2 separate regions of the Homo sapiens genome follow, and region 1 is linked to region 2. The links are chromatin contacts, found by Hi-C or POLR2A ChIA-PET in ENCODE. All regions are on one chromosome and are shown on one strand. The core of a region is the stretch at or near the end of the contact, and the rest is flanking DNA. Distances in the headings are between cores, read along the strand shown. Region 1 overlaps AFAP1L2 (actin filament associated protein 1 like 2). Region 2 overlaps VWA2 (von Willebrand factor A domain containing 2).

Region 1 (2,700 bases), core at 64-2,563, 57 kb before region 2:
AGGAGGGTTTATGTGGGTAGCCAGGGGGTCTTGGGTCAGCGCCAGCAGGAAGCTAAGCTCCTGCCAACTGACCGTCACCTGATCTGTGGGCTCATGTTTCCGTGGAGGGGGTCCCAGCCCCAGAATGGCTCTGGACTGGCCCCTTCATTCGTGCCTTCCTGGGGGGAAGGGGCCACAGCTGAGGATCTGACTCTACCATGTGGGGTGGGTGGGCAGTTCTGGAGAACCTGGGACAGTGTCCCATTGCATGCCGTCCCTTGAGCTGGGTGACAGCTGGTGGAGACTCCTCATCTCAGGCTGAGTGAGGCTTGATGTCGGGACTGAACCTGAGTCCCTGGTGTCCCTGTGATGCTGACAATGCCAGCGACTGCTACACCCTGAGCCTCAACCCCATACCATGCACACACACCATCCGCCCACCACCCATCGAGGGATGGGTATTTTTGTCACTGTTTTTCATATGAGGAAACAGACTCAGAGTTAAAAACCACTGGCCACGGTCCCACAGTTGGGAAGTACTAGGCCAGGATTTAAATGCAGGTTTTTGTTGTTGTTGTTCCCAATTCCTCCCCCAGCCTGGGCCTCCCTGACATTTGCTTCTCTCTGTAACAGAGCAAAGGCTTAAGCTATGCTCCCTCCAGTGCCAGGCTCCCCTCACTTTCAGCCCTGATACCTGGGGGAAGAGCACAGCCCCTCTGCTGTCCCATCCATTGGCTGATGGCTTTAACCAGAGGTTTTCTGGTATGGCCCAGGCATTGCTTGCTGGGTGGTGGGAGTGGAAAGGTGGCTGTTCTGAGCCACGGCTGGAACTTTTCTATCCTAAATCCAGCGTCTGATTCTGACCAAGGTATCTTGGGCTTTGCTAGTGGAAGTGCCATCTTCTGCCCCACCAGGGGCAGCTGCTGGTGGGTCCCCACCTGGTGGGTAGGGGCAGAGTTTCATGAGCACCGCGTACTGTGTGAGTGTTCTAGAAATTGTGTTTTACAAGCACAGCATGGACTGAGGGGCCCAGGGTCTGGGACCTGGCTACAGCTGTAAGTTAATTGGGCCACGGAGAGTCCCTGCGGGCCCTGGGATTCCAATGCTGGCTTCTGTTCCTCAGCCAGTGCCCTGTGCCTCAGACACTGAGTGTGGGGAGGGGAGCGTGGCCCCCTCTGAAGTAGACTTCCTGGATTGTCGTCTGTGACTAGGGCTTGTGTCCCTGTTTGAAAGGAACTGGTGCGGCAGTTGGGGAAAATATCAGCACCCAGGAATGGCACGATCCCAAGGAGGCCTTTCAGCCAAGTGGTAACTGCCTGTGGACAGCTTCCAGGCCCCAGGGAGACTTCTAGCAAAGCCAGCTGACTTGACAGGAAAAGGCAGCTCCCTCCCACTTTGTGGACTTTCTCTGCTGTGAAGGACCAGAGACGGGTGTGGACTGCGAGTCCCCTGGCTAGGTCCCACCTGGTCTTGTGCAAGGCACCCACCTCTACCCCAGGGTGTTCCAGATGTGGTGTGGGGATGTAGGTGGTGTTCACCGGGCACTCTCCCTGTCCTTGCCCACACACATGAGCACATGTCCTCACTCCCTCAGGCCTCCTCTCTTGTTGAATCAGGCTGAAGCAGCCATCACTCTTAGTCCAAGGCCCCCAGAGGAGCAGCGTCAGGGTGGAGTCATGTCTGTGGCTCTGAAGGAGGAGGAGAACCAGAGCAGGGAGAGGCCATGGCCGCTGGAACCCCATGGCCATGCTAGCCAGACCATCAACCGTGGCCAACAAACATCTGTTTCTCTCGCAAGGACCACAGCACCTGGCTGTGTAGACAGCAGCCTGGAGAGGCCACAGCTGCCTGAGTCACTGTCCAGCTCAGGCTGGAACCCTGAGCCTGGAGTGCCCTGTGGCGTCTCTTCCTCAGACAGAAAACCCGCCCTTCCTCCCTTGATCCCAGAACTTCAGGGAGGTTTGTCCACCTGAGGGCTGGGCCCTGCACAGCTGCCTGGCCCTGGGCTCACCGGCACCTGCAGCAGCACCTGCAGCAGCACGTGGACATCCACCTGGGGTCCTCAGGGCCTATGGCTGGGCCAGGATCATGCCTCGGTCACAGGCTCGGGATGCTTATCGGCCACGAGCCCAGATGTCCTCACTCCAACCCCTACAGACTCAGTAGAGAGCAGGTCTGTCCAGCAATAGAAGGGGCAGCCAGGGGTTTGGAGCAACCTCGTGGGTGTGGACAGTGACTCAGGCAGCTGTGGCCTCTCCAGGCTGCTGTCTGCACAGCCAGGTGCCGTGGTCCTTGCAGGAGAAACAGATGTTTGTTGGCCATGGTTGATGGTCTGGCTAGCATGGCCATCTCCACCCCATCGTCCCTCTGAGGCCTGGCCATGCGCTGGCCTGCTCTTACATGAGCTTCTCTGTGGGGGAAACCACTTAATCCCTAAAAGGACATTGCCGTGGCTAGCCTCGGAGGCTGGGCCTGGCCTGTCCACTCACCCCCACCTGGGAGCCTTCTGCAGCATACTCTGGGGCAGGATGGTTAGAGCTGTGAGGATGCCTCGGGTCCTCTGAGCCACCCCTCATCAGCTCTTGTGTCTAGTCTAAGCCAGGTGTTGGCAAACTGTAGCTCACTGGCCAAATCTGATCTGTAACATCCTTTAGTAAATAGTGTTTTATTAGAACACAGCCAGCCTTATTTAGTTGTATTAGTCTGTGGACTTCTGAGCTA
Region 2 (2,816 bases), core at 90-2,589:
AGCAAACACAGTGACACCCCTTTCCTTCAGCTGCTTGGATGGCAGTGCCACATCCCCCTGGGACTTCCCATCAGTGACGATGATGAGGATCTGGGGCACAGAAGCATTTCTGCCTCCAGGCAACCCTCTGTGCAGAAGGTATTTCAGAGCAAGTTCCGTCTCCGTGCGCCCTCCTCTGTGCACACCCAGAAGGAAAAAAGAAAGAAAAGTGAATGATGTGGGGAGGTGAAGTTGGGATGAGAGTCTGAAATCGATGAGCTCTTCCGTTATTAGCGAAAGGTAGCTTTCTCCTAGCAGAGGCTGAAAGTGATAGTTCTACCATCTAAACCACAACAACAATGAACAGAAATTATTTTTTCCATGCACTTGAGATTCACCCCGTACATCTCTGTTGTATTCTATCATAATGTCATTGTGTGTTGGGTGTGTTTTTCTCCTCCCCGAGTGATGACTCTGGGCCGACAGCTCTTGTCATTTGTCTAACACCTGCCTCCCATCTCCTCATCCCTGCATCATCTTCTTGTTACAGCTCAACATCCTGGGTTGGGAAAGCAGATAATGAGCTTAGGAAAACTGTGTGAGGAAGGACCCATAAGAGTGAAGGACAGGGCTTCAAGGCAAGGGTGTGATGACAGTCTTTTCTGTGATCCAGGCCTTTGTGGGCCATGTCCAAATTCAGGGTTGGGAGCTGGAAGGCTGAGCTGTCTGACCACCTCCAGATCAGGGCAGGTTACAGGGGTCCCATCTCATCGGGATGCCAATGGTCCTCTATTTGCTGTGGCTTGAGATCCTCTCATCCTCACAGCTCAGTTATAGGAACTGTTGACCAATCCTGGAATCCCAGAGCAGGATCTCTGCTAAATCTCAAATTAGGAGGCTCCTGTAAGCGTCCTGTCAGAGAGAGGACTGCCAGCTTTGAGTGTCAGCTGGACAGAAAATAATGACTCACTACAGTGGATTTTAGGTTACGGAATTGTGAGTCAGTCCCTGTTGCAGCCAAACCATTCAGCGGATGGTAGCCCATCCAAACATGATCAACAATGTGAGGCTGATGGAATTACTGTGGTTATCAACAGTACACACAGAGAAAACCCTGTGGGAGCATTATTCTGAAATAGTGACTAACCACAGATTCTAGATGGGGGACACATTTACACTCAGATTGTACCAACCATAAATTAAGGCAATGCCTACCTTTAATTCAGCCCTAACTATAGTCATTTTTCTAATGAGAAAACATCCAACTGACAAGACGCATGGGCATTACCTGCTGTGTGTGTGTGTGTGTGTGTGTGTGTGTGTGTGTTTTTACTTCTCATGCAAGTCTGACATGAGTCCTCCTGCCCAGGCATCTCTCCTGGTTGGCTCCCCTCCAAGCAGCTACTCAGGAATCCAGGCTCCTTTCATGTTATGGTTCCACCTTCCCCTCAGTCCTCAAAATGCTCTCCATTCAGCAGGAAGACAAGGAAAGAGCATGAAGATTGTGCTTGGGAAGGATTTATGGACCAGGCCTAGAATATTCTTCACTTTTATTGCTTTCTAACTTAAGCAAGCTCTTAAATGGCAGTTTTCTTTGCGGTGCTCCATAAAGTTAAAAAGTGTCAACAAGAGCTGACAACTCCTAGAATTAGCAGTCTTGCCTACAATACATATATTGACATTTGCATGGGTTAAAAATTTACTTACTTTTTTTTCAACCTGTGAGTATTTACTGTGGATCCACTAGAGGGAAGATAGTGAAATGGAGACCAGGAAGTATAACCACGATCCCATCCCTTAAAGAACTCCCAGTCTAGTTGAAGAAATGGGATCTACAAGACAGCAAGGAAAAAGGAATGCAAGGATACAAATAATAGGAATTCGGAGGAGCAGATTCATTGTGGGGTGGAGCTGTCAGGGAGCAGGCTTCAGAGGGGAAAAAGCTTTTAAATGGGGTCTTGGTGAATCAGCTGATGAGGAAAGGAAGAGGCCATTCTGATTACAGGAAGGGGTTAAAGCAAAGACACAGGTAAGCAATGTAACCTGTGTTCTGGAGCTAGCGAGCAGAGCTTGGCTTGGGCAATGGGCTTATCAAAGAAAAACAGAGCATACCAACATGGATGAATCTCCGAAGAGGAAGACTACACTCACGCCACTGACTCCCAAGCGCCCCCAACTCCTCTCACACCCTGCTGGATCACACATTAGATACCGAAGACCACCAACCCGATTCTGATCTCTACTAATACTGTTTCCTTCACCAAAGAGCTCTTGTGTTTAAAAAGAGTGTTCCTCCAGGGCTCCTGGGAGGGCAGAATGGCTTCCATTTCTAAAGGATAATATTAGCGCTGACATTTTACTTTGTGCCAGACACTACACACACACACCTGTTACTGAATGTAATCCTTACATCCATGGTAAAAGGTACTAATCTTACCCACATTTGACAAATGAGGAAACCCCACTCAGAGAATAGTGATAACTGGTAATATTTCCTGGGCATTTAGCATGTGCCAGACGCTGTGCTCAACCCATGTTTAGCTATATATGCTTAGCATATTATCATATAATTCTCGCCACAGCTCTCTGGAATAGAGGAGTCCAGAAAAGGGGCCAAACTAAGGTTATGCCGCTCATGAGTGGTGAAGGCAGGACTTGAACCCAGGGCCCTCCACTTCCAAAGCCCAAGTTCTTAAACAGATAGTTACATAGTTGTGAAGGCACCTGACTCTCATCTGGCTAGTGGAGGTCGGAACTGGAGTTTAAGCCCAGTCTGGCTGAATTTGAAGCCAATACTCTTTCCTCTCCAGGGCTCAGCTTAATCTGGCCTGCTGCCC

What was found. A loop is a pair of places that touch in the nucleus more often than their neighbours do. ChIA-PET counts read pairs that join two places held with the same protein, here RNA polymerase II (POLR2A).
Region 1: a map of Right ventricle myocardium inferior shows a loop between it and region 2 (2.3-fold over the local background). The contact joins two enhancer-like sites. A Hi-C loop is called at or near these places in 1 of 168 maps with a recorded cell type or tissue (Right ventricle myocardium inferior). POLR2A ChIA-PET finds 5 or more read pairs at or near these places in 3 of 52 experiments (K562, Panc1 and activated CD4-positive, alpha-beta T cell).

The regions. Positions count from the first base shown.
Region 1 is chr10:114,327,669-114,330,368 of GRCh38, reverse strand. The region is part of intron 4 of AFAP1L2 (actin filament associated protein 1 like 2); the gene reads left to right. Among named protein-coding and RNA genes, the nearest start is that of AFAP1L2, 75 kb to the left of the region's middle. RefSeq lists an enhancer at 1,284-1,929. Within about 2 kb of position 1,313, at least 5 of the 41 ENCODE cell types and tissues checked have a DNase peak (open chromatin) inside an H3K27ac peak, as active enhancers do.
Region 2 is chr10:114,270,099-114,272,914 of GRCh38, reverse strand. VWA2 (von Willebrand factor A domain containing 2) reads right to left here. Exons shown (of 14, transcript NM_001272046.2): 6 at 1-175. Among named protein-coding and RNA genes, the nearest start is that of VWA2, 32 kb to the right of the region's middle. RefSeq lists a silencer at 958-1,158. Within about 2 kb of position 1,339, at least 8 of the 41 ENCODE cell types and tissues checked have a DNase peak (open chromatin) inside an H3K27ac peak, as active enhancers do.